Linked DNA regions of Homo sapiens: region 2 is linked to region 1. The links are chromatin contacts, found by Hi-C or POLR2A ChIA-PET in ENCODE. All regions are on one chromosome and are shown on one strand. The core of a region is the stretch at or near the end of the contact, and the rest is flanking DNA. Distances in the headings are between cores, read along the strand shown. Region 1 has its middle 110 kb from the start of KLF5. Region 2 has its middle 210 kb from the start of KLF5.

Region 1 (4,717 bases), core at 729-3,228:
TTCAAAGATGAACAGACATATTTCTGACCCTGAGGTCCTTTCAGGGCAGAGACACCATCCTTTTTCAAGCTCCACACCTGCTGTGGTTGCCTTTTCTCAGGTCATAAATCTTCGCCCTGGCCCAGCAAGTTTCCAGGCATAAAGAAACCATGCATGTTACTAGGTCATGCTATCTACTATAAAGTGGTAGGTCTCAACTGGAGATGATTTTGCCCCCCACGGGGCACTGGGCAATCAATGTCTGGAGATGTTTTTGGTTTTCCCAACTCGGGGTACTGGTAGGATTAGGGGGTGGTGTTGCTACTGTCATCTAGTGGGTACTCAGTCAGGGTGCTGCTAAACATCCTACAATGCACAGAACAGTTCCTATCCCCCACAACAAAAAATATCCAGCCCAAATGTCAATAGTGTTGAGACTGAGGCTGCTCTTTAGGGTCTTCATTTTAGCTATTTTGTCCTTATAACATGTGCCACTTTATTCAGCTACTTATTCTCTTAGCAACAGCAGTGCTAAGAAAGGCTCATGCCTGGCATTAAGATGCGGAAAGTAGGAAAAAAAGGAAGGAAGTGTATCCTCCTCCCACCTCTTGCTAGTGGCCAGCTGGAGGTCTTCCCAGGATTTATTTTGTCCTCTCTAACCAGGCCTAGAAAACTGCAGAAGGCCAGGTGCGGTGGCTCATGCCTGTAATCCCAGCACTTCGGGAGGCTGAGGCGGGTGGATCACTTGCGGTCAGGAGTTCAAGACCAGCCTGGCCAACATGGTGAAACCTGTGGTGCACACTTGTAATCTTAGCTACTCCGAAGTCTAAGGCAGGAGAACCGCTTGAACCCGGGAGGCAGAGGTTGCAGTGAGCCAAGATCGTTCCACTGCACTCCAGCCTGGGATACAGAGTGAAACTCTGTCTCAAAAAAAAAAAAAAAAAAAAAAGAAGCATTTTTCCTTAGGCAAGGCTGAAAGAGAAAAGAAATATTCCTGCCTCTAGGCTGGTAGGTAAAGGAGTTTGAAAAAGTTTTATTTAAAATATAGGCAATTTAACTGATTTATTTAAAAGTAGGAGTGGGTTGTGTGAAAAACAATAGATTTTCCTGCACAGAAAAAGAAAGGATCATCTCTAACTTTAATAAAAGTAATGACTCACCATTGCTCAAATTTAGAGAAAAACAAGCTGTCTGTATGTCACACATTATTTCCTGTCTATCCAGATGAGAACAGAAGCTCTTCAGTTCAGCTGAGCCAACCAAGAACGTGTCAATTCTCAGCCTTATTACCAGCTCTTCTTTATCTTATCTTTGAAAAGTCAGGCCAAATCCAAAAAGATACATCTGTTCTTCTACCCTTGCAACAGTAAAGTCATGGGAGCAGGGATGTAGGAAGCCACGGCAAGGAGGTCTCCATCCAGTAGGTGGCCCGGGATGAAGGCCGTGTTGGGGCTAAACCACACTCTGGAATTCTGTCAGCAAATTCCTCGCTGTGTGAACTTGAGCAAGCCATTCACCTTTCTTAAGCCATTTTCTTGATATTTCACAGAGACTCACCAAGTATTCAACGAGAACATGTAAGTGAAATGCTTCACAAAATGCCTGGTAAATAATAGATGCTTAGAAAATGGTAGAGAGAGAAAAGAGCAGTCTCTGCCCTTTAATGTACCTGTTTTTGCCCTCAAATCTAGATGCCATTCCTATAATTTGATAACTTTTCCTCAGACTTTCCAGAAGTAGAATTCCTTCCAGTTCATTAACAACATCCTCTGTCTCTTATACTAAGGACATATTTGGCTTCCTTTTGATTGCATAAGTATTTCTTAAAAGACACCTTGGGAGAGATGACATGTTTAAAATGCAGTGGAGTAACCTGCTCATAAACTCTGAGGCCCTGAACAAGGTGAGAACATGACAAATGAACAGGGATTATGTGCTGCATCGCACGAGAGTTCCAAAACAGGAAAATTGACTTTACTGGGTGCGGCTCTACAGTCATATAACATGGTTTACAGTTTAAAATATCGACTATAAAAGCCAACTCAGAGTGAGTTTTGGGTTGGTCATAACCACTGCAAAAAAAAAAAAAAAAAAAAAAAAAACCATTCACACTGAGAGCGACCTTTATACCTGTTTGGGTTTCTTAGTAACTTATTTTAACAGATTGTCTATACAAGATGGAGTTTTATGACTGGTATCAGTTCAAAGGTGGAGAAAATGTGAACCAAGTGTGTTTAGCTATATTTTCCAGTGCATTTATTTCTCATGAAATGTAACAACAGATGGACTCCTGGAGTATGGAATTTCCTTTCTTTTCGAAAGGAATAAGTACCCAACAAGCAAAAACTATAAAATGAATGTCACTGTTCTTCCAATTGTCCCAATGGGGAAGATACTGTTTAAAAAGCATTCACTCCAGTTAGCGAACAAAAAATAACAACCTGTACCAAGCCATTTTCTTTCCCCCAAGCCCATTGTCTCTAAAGATGCTCATCTTTCGCCTTCAAGCCCTTTTCACAGGTGCAGAAACGTAAAATGCAGAAATGAAGTCTAGGACTATAGATTGTCAATCAGTAAACAAGGAGAGATGTGAGAAATTAGATTCTGTCATAGAAACAAATAATCACATTGGGAGAGTGGAAACGATGATTATTTCCTTGCTAATCATCCTCCTTGAAAAAGATACCTATAAATTAATATGCATTTGATATGGATTATTTTTGACCCGTATGCATTTCAGGAAATAAAAACTGGATTCAGAAAGGCCTGTGAGGCCCAGTGCGGTGGCTCTCACCTGTAATCCCAGCACTTTGGGAGGCCAAGGTGGGTGGATGACCTGAGGTCAGGAGTTTGAGACCAGCCTGGCCGACATGGTAAAACCCCGTCTCTACTAAAAATACAAAAATTTGCCAGGCGTGGTGGCACGCACCTATAGTCCCAGCTACTCGGGAGGCTGAGGCAGGAGAATCACTTGAACCTGGGAGGCGAAGGTTGCAGTGAACCGGGATCATGCCACTACACTCCAGCCTGGGCGACAGAGCAAGACTCTGTCTAAAAAAAAAAAAAGAAAGAAAGAAAAGCCTGTGAGTTGAGGGGAAGGGGTGGTAAATAAGGCTATCCTCTGGGTAAAAGCTCTCAAAGCAAAAAGCTGTCACAGGTCCTCTGCTACATGCTAGTCAAGAGCAACCCAAGATTGAGAGGAGAAATACCTCAACTCCTCCAAAGAACTGCTTCTCCCCACTAGCACCTTCATGGCTAGGAGGTGGGAGGGAGGGTGTTAAGTCAGCTCAGCTGGTATCTTGCTCGGTTTTGCATTTGCATGCATCTGTATCCTCTTTTGTTTCCCCGGAAGTGGAAGTTATTAAAGTATCACAAGAATGCTGGGTCTCACAATGTTCCTGTCTGCCCTGTTCAAGGAAGTAGGCAGAATAGTACACTGGTCCCTGTTCTTGGAAAATTTGCAGCACAAAGAAAAGAAAGAAAAAAAACAGAAAAGATGAGATAAACCCTGATTAAGCAGACAAGCTTCATAATGTTTATCCAAATTAAATCTCTTCACATTGGTGTTTACCCATCATTAATTCTTATGTAATCACATTAGAGGAAAAACGCCTTGCATTAGTGGATGCTGATATTGGCCTTATGAAAGCGAGTTACCTTTTCTTATAGCAAATCTGTAGCAAGCCAATACGGAGGCTCCAGTCAGTTTATCAAAAGTTATCAGTCAAATGGAGTCAGAGGACAGTTCTAATAGAGACTCAAGGATGAAAGAAGAAAATCTGAAAAGAATCACTTTGAAAAGCTTGAGAGCCATTAGATTTGTGAGACCCAGAGCTAGGAAGACAGTAAAAACTGGGAAAACCTGTGATTTTTTTTGATGGGGGACATTTCTTTTTCCTGCCTTTTGTCTGTGAAAATGGCACTTTTGGCTAACAGCTCCAGAACTGCAGGAGGAATGATACATGCAAATGGTTTGCTTCTCATCCCATCTCTCTCTCATGCTTCAGTTCAGCAAAGCAACCCAAGTATCGGCACGAAAATAAGACAACCTAGCCTCCCACTTTGCTTGAATGATTTCCATATCCAGTAGGACAAGTTCTCCTGGGACAGGCCTGTAACCACAGGCACATGTCTCACCCTGTTAAGACGCAACAGCAGGTAAAGCAACCTGAACTCCTCACAGTAGAATCGGGTACACAAACTCACACCCACGCGCAAAAGTGAGGGAAGGCAACCTGGACAAAACTTTCCATCATTTGCTTCCAAAGCAGATATTCCTCAGGGGGAAGGGCGCAGGGAGGGCAGCTCCACGGACAGAGGCGTGCCCAAACCTTTCCACTTGCTTTGTTGTTCTACCTCTGAGCATTCGAGCAGGAATCTGAACCAGATGTGGGGTTAAAAGCATCACTTTGGAAGTTTCTGGGAATGAAAAATGACCTCCTCTCAAAAGAATTTTTTTTTCTACTTTGCTCTTTGTTTAAGTTTCCCTTTTATGGTACTTTCTTTTCTCCCCTCTTTCTCTTAAACCCACTGCACTCCTCTCATTTGGAGCTATCCATTGACACAGGTCGTCCCTCAATCTCTTATTACCCACACTGAAAGTTTCTCTTCTACTGGTGAATAAAACTGGTTCATTCTAGGACATCACCATTGTCCAGTTCTGTTTGTCACATTTTAACTCTTTACTGAGTCACAGGGCCTGGGTAGGACAGGGGACCTTGGTTAACCACTCTGTCAT
Region 2 (5,359 bases), core at 1,372-3,871, 98 kb before region 1:
CTGAACTAAAAAGAAAAGGATGTGCTATTTGAACCTCAGAACAGAAAATATGACCATGTACACTCGGCCCTCTGGAAACCATGGGAGAGGATGGAGTCAAGATTTTAAATATGCAGATGACCCATTCAACAAAATGATGGATATGCATGAAAACTTGTTTCTTTCAAGGCAAGAATTACCCAGTCCTGGACCATGGCACTGACTACAAATGTCACACCATTGTCATTGTGTTGACAGGTTTTTTCCCCAAAGGCATATTTACCCTTCACTTTCGCAGGCCTCTGTCAAGGCCCTGGGAGGCACCCAGCAATGTGTTGACGTATTTTTATGAAATTTCTGAATTGTAAAATATAAAATATTTTTAATGCAATGAAGAAAGACTGCTGTCATCTTTCCACTGCAACTCTGCAATGTCATAGTGCCCTCTTGATAGATTATGTTGGAGTGGCCACAGGCATTTTGAGGGATATGTCCAAGGTAGTGGTTCTCAATGGGGGGATATTTCCCCCCAGGAGACATGTGGCAATGTCTGGAGACCTTTTTCTTTGTCACCACCAAGGGCATGTTATTGACATCTAGGGATTAGAGACCAGGGATATTGTTAAACACCTTACAGTGCAGAAAACAGGCTCCCACTACAAAGAATTACCCAGTTCAAAATGTCAATAGTGTCACACTTGAGACCCTGCACTCAGGGGAGGTTGAACAGGGGAGGATATATTTAGTTTGGATTTGGCGGGTACATTTACTTGGTTTGCAGCCGTTACTCTCCTTGTGTAGAAAGAATGCCCCTAACATCCACTGTGCTACTCATCATTCCATGTCATGCCACAAAGGAGCAAGACCAAAAGTTGCTTTGCTCTAACAAAACAGGGAATGTGTCCTAATCTATTCTCAGTTTGTGACTAGTGTGGAATAATAAAGATTTTAAAAAGCTAAAACTAGTCTTTGAAATTTTTCTAGTCTTCAGACATGTAAAATTTTAAGTAGAGGATTTCATTCTAAACATCAACTCAAGAGAGAGATCTTTTTTCAGGAATATGCTTTAATAAGGAACAAATATAATAACCACTCACCATACCTTTTTTTTTCCTTATTGATAGGAATTGCACAAAAGAACTTATCAAAATTCCTGTATTTGTAGGTGTCATAGTCAGTTAAGGCTGCTATAACAGAACACCATAGACTGAGTGGCTTATAAACAACAGAAATTTATTTCTCATCGTTCTGAAGGCTGGAAAGTCCAAGATCAAGATGCTGGCAGATTTGGTGTCTGATATGGTCTGGCTCTGTGTCCCCACCCAAATCTCATCTTGAATTGTAATTCAAATTATAATCTCCATGTGTTGAGGGAGGGACCTTGTAGGAGGTGATTAGATCATGGGGGAGGTCCCCCCATGCTGTTCTCATGATAGTGCATTCTCATGTGATCTGATGGTTTTATAAGGGGTTTTTTCCCCCTTTGCTCTGCACTTCTCCTTCCTGCTGCTGTGTGAAGAAGGACGTGTTTGCTTCCTCTTCCTCCATGATTGTAAGTTTCCTGAGGCCTCTCCAGCCATACAGAACTATGTGTCAATTAAATTTCTTTCGTTTATAAATTAGCCAGTCTCAGGTACTTCTTCATAGCAGCATGAGGATGAACTAATACAGTGTCTGATAGGGGCCCACTCCTGGTGCATGGATGGCTGACTTCTCTCTGTGTCTTCACATGGCAGAAGGGACAAGACAGCTCTCTGGGGCCTCTTTTATAAGGTCACTGATTCCATTCATGAGGGTTCCACTCTCATGACTTAATCACTTTCCAAAAGCTCCAATTTCAAATACGATCACACTGGGCATGAGGATTTAACATGTGAATTTGGGCAGGGGACATAAATATTCAGTTTTAACAGTAAGGTACAACTCTGTAGCAGTAAGGCTATAATTTTTATGCATCCTATAAATAACAAAAACAACAAAAAACACATTTTGATTAACAATGCTAGAGGAAAGACTAAATTATCTTTCCAGTATCTATATAGAAAATAATACCATAAAAATCTTGTTATAAAAAGTGATTTTAAAATGTGAAGTCAAAAAATGTCCAAAAAAGTATTGCAGAAGTATTTCAGGCAGTTAATAAAAATAATGTCATATTTTAAATTGTTATGGTGTTTGTGATATTTGCCAGATTAAATATTTTTCTCATTCACAATATTCATTTTTATAACAAATTTTTATATTTTTAATTCATTTTTCTTATAAAGGAGTCCAAAATTGCATAAGCTTTACATCCCCATAAAATCACTCTGGGCTTCACAGTTTGTGATTCAAAGGAATTTATGTTTGTAAGAAAATCATGTGTGTGTGTGTGTGTTTATAAAATATATGAATCTAACCTTTTCTTTTCTCTTACACCAAGCTCATCCAGACTAGATCCTCCTCAACCCTTGGACTCTTATGGTCGCCTCTAGATTGGTCTTCCTGAACCCAGATGGTGCTCCTGGAAATTAGTCTTTCCTGCAATCTTGGCCCACTGAACCTTTGTAAAGTGCTACTGTGTACATATCACACAGCCATGAACAAAGAGGAAGAGCCCTGGGCTAGCAGACAGGAATGCTCCCTTGGCAGCCTGCACATCCCTCCATACTGGCCTTATCACCACAGGGTCTTGTAATCATCTTCCCTTCTATACCATAAAGTCCTGAGACGACACAGGATTGGCCTTTTTCTTCAGCACCTGCCTTGGTACCTGTCCCAGAGCACTGTCAATAATTTGGTGTAGCTACTTCCTGGATTTTTGTGTACATGTAAAATCATAAATGCATACATACTTTTAAGCAATTGAATCTTGCTGTACAGTGTCCTGCAACTTCATAGCTGCAATTGAAGAGTCTGCTGCATTTTGCAATTGAGCCCATTATAGATACAGCTGGCTTAAGGCTGGTATCTGCTCAAAGAGAAAGGAAGCACAGAGCCTCCTGATGGCTGGCCAGGCTGGCCATCTCGGCCATTGTTTCTCAGTCCCCAACAAGACATCCCTAAAGCAATTTTGTCCTCCCAACTAATGATGACTCCAACACTGCTCATCAGTAACAGCTGTTGGGCCATTGGCTGTCATCCAGATTCTGCCCTTGTGAAACCTGCAGAGCCATGCTGGGAGGAGAATGGCTCCTGTGGGGGCAGATGGGCAATGTAGGGAAATGTCTGGGTATTTAAGGTAGTATCAGGGAAAAGAGGAGGAAATGACTAAGAAGGAATAAGGAAAAAATATGGTTGTTCAAATATGGGTGGGAAAGGACTGTGTCTATGCAAATATCCCATGTAAAAGTAAACCTGTTGTAATTCTTTTTCAGAACTACTTAAAAGGCAGAATTCCACATAGAGGACATATCTATGCATGTTCATGTGCGCATGCACAGCTACACACACACACACACACACACACGCACGCACACACACACACACACGAGTGTCTCTCTCCATTGCTAGGGGCCAAATTTGGTCTAACAGCTGTAACATCAAAGGGCAATTAGTATATTCATGATTTCTTATATTTATCTTTTCATTTCAAAGGCTGCTTATTTGTTTTGCTAATAGATTCAGGCCTTGATTACTGGTTATTGATGGGCATTAATAGATGTCTAGATTTACAAGTGTGTTTGAATTTCTCAAGTCTTGATTGTAGCTGAGGAAACTCAAGGCAGACAACTTTCAAAGACAGACACTTCCAATAAAGGCCCGAGGCCTTACTTAGATTAACCGACAACAATTAGCAATTATAATTCAGAATAAATAAAAAGTGAATACATTAATTCCTCAATTGTGCTAATCAACTACAGATATTAACTTTTCAAACATACTTCTAACAGATACATTATTTTGTATGTTTGGAAATCATCAAACAAGGATCTGTGTGAATACTGAAAACCCAAGCACAGCATTTTTTTTTTCCAGAAAGAGCCAGCTCTTTGCCTGACCAGTAAAATTGTCTTTTTAGTAATATATTTATTCCTAAGTTGATTGTCTTAAAATATTCTTGAGTTTCTGAAACTTACAGCAATATGCATTTATTTTCCAGGATCAATGAGATCAATTAAAAAATTGCAGTAACTGGAGAGAATATGGTTTACTCTCTTTGAACTTCATTGTTGCTTTGTTGGACCCTCTTTCAATTTGACATTTTAACAACTTGAAGAAATATAGATTACAGAGGGTTGGCCGAAACAGCAAATGTTTTCTCAGCTAATCCCCTGAGAATTAAGCTATTTAATTTTAGTGTATAGAAAAAGTGATAAATTACTTGGGATTATACCTCAAAGGTATAAACTCTGTGCAGATAGGTTGCAAAATGATTGTGAGAAAGTAAATCCGAACTGCAAAAATGAAAGATTCTTTGGGAATTGACCTCCCTTGTGGGTTAGGAAAGCCACTTATGCCTAAATGCTCATTTCAAACCTTTAGTTTGAGGTGGTGAATCAATTTGCTTCAAAGCAGAATGAAATCTGGTTTTTAAAAAATTAAATTATTCCAGTGATTTGGTCAAAGGTTATGAGTTGGATACGTTGAATAGCTATGTTAAATATTATTCATCTCATGACAGGGAACAACTTTAATCTCAGTTTATTATGTAGAAACTATTGTAGCCAAGGACCAAAGGTATAAAAATCCCAAGGCCAACAGCACTTGTAGTGAATGGGCAGGGTAAGCGATTTCTTTAATTGACTTGGTAGCCAAATATAATAAAATTCAAACATCCATTTGCACTCAGCTCACTTTATACAGCTCTCGGGACCAGAAAGGACAGTCAATGATAGAACAAATAACCAGTGTTTTGAAATCCTCAATGTAAAATGTACAGCATGCATTATTGCCTTTAGTAAATCCACTCCAAAGCCCAGGATTATATCACTTTATTACTTCAATATACAAACTTTAACAAAGGAAACTCACCCAATTTCAGCTGTGCTGAAGGCTGGGTTTGGATATAAGCTGCCTCTCCACGAGCTTCTACTTGTGGAAAGAGTCACTTCCCAAATGCACATGTCTTCTCTACTTCACTTAGGCACACGTATTTCATCAGCTCTGCTGTGATAGTGCCACGCCATAACATTTGTAGTTTATTTTATATTTATTTATTTACTTATTTACTTATTTTGAGATGGAGTCTCACTCTGTTGTCCAGGCTAGACTGCAGTGGTGCGATCTTGGCTCACAGCAACCTCCACCTCCCAGGTTCTAGCAATTCTCCTGTCTCAGCCTCCCGAGTAGCTGGGATTATAGGTGTGTGCCACCACATCTGGCTAATTTTTGTATTTTTGGTACAGAAGAGGTTTCACCATGTTGGCCAGGCTTGTCTTGAATTCCTGATTTCAGGCGA

What was found. Hi-C counts contacts between places; a loop is a spot of excess contacts on that map. ChIA-PET counts read pairs that join two places held with the same protein, here RNA polymerase II (POLR2A).
Region 2: a loop to region 1 is called in a map of PC-3, with 15 times the contacts of the local background. The contact joins two enhancer-like sites. A Hi-C loop is called at or near these places in 1 of 168 maps with a recorded cell type or tissue (PC-3). POLR2A ChIA-PET finds 5 or more read pairs at or near these places in 3 of 52 experiments (MCF 10A, WTC11 and activated naive CD8-positive, alpha-beta T cell).

Annotation. Positions count from the first base shown.
Region 1 is chr13:73,168,717-73,173,433 of GRCh38, reverse strand. No RefSeq gene overlaps it. Among named protein-coding and RNA genes, the nearest start is that of KLF5, 110 kb to the right of the region's middle. RefSeq lists an enhancer at 3,016-3,587. Within about 2 kb of position 1,978, at least 4 of the 41 ENCODE cell types and tissues checked have a DNase peak (open chromatin) inside an H3K27ac peak, as active enhancers do; they include PC-3, where a contact is called at or near this core.
Region 2 is chr13:73,266,258-73,271,616 of GRCh38, reverse strand. No RefSeq gene overlaps it. Among named protein-coding and RNA genes, the nearest start is that of KLF5, 210 kb to the right of the region's middle. RefSeq lists a silencer at 5,069-5,244. Within about 2 kb of position 2,621, at least 3 of the 41 ENCODE cell types and tissues checked have a DNase peak (open chromatin) inside an H3K27ac peak, as active enhancers do; they include PC-3, where a contact is called at or near this core.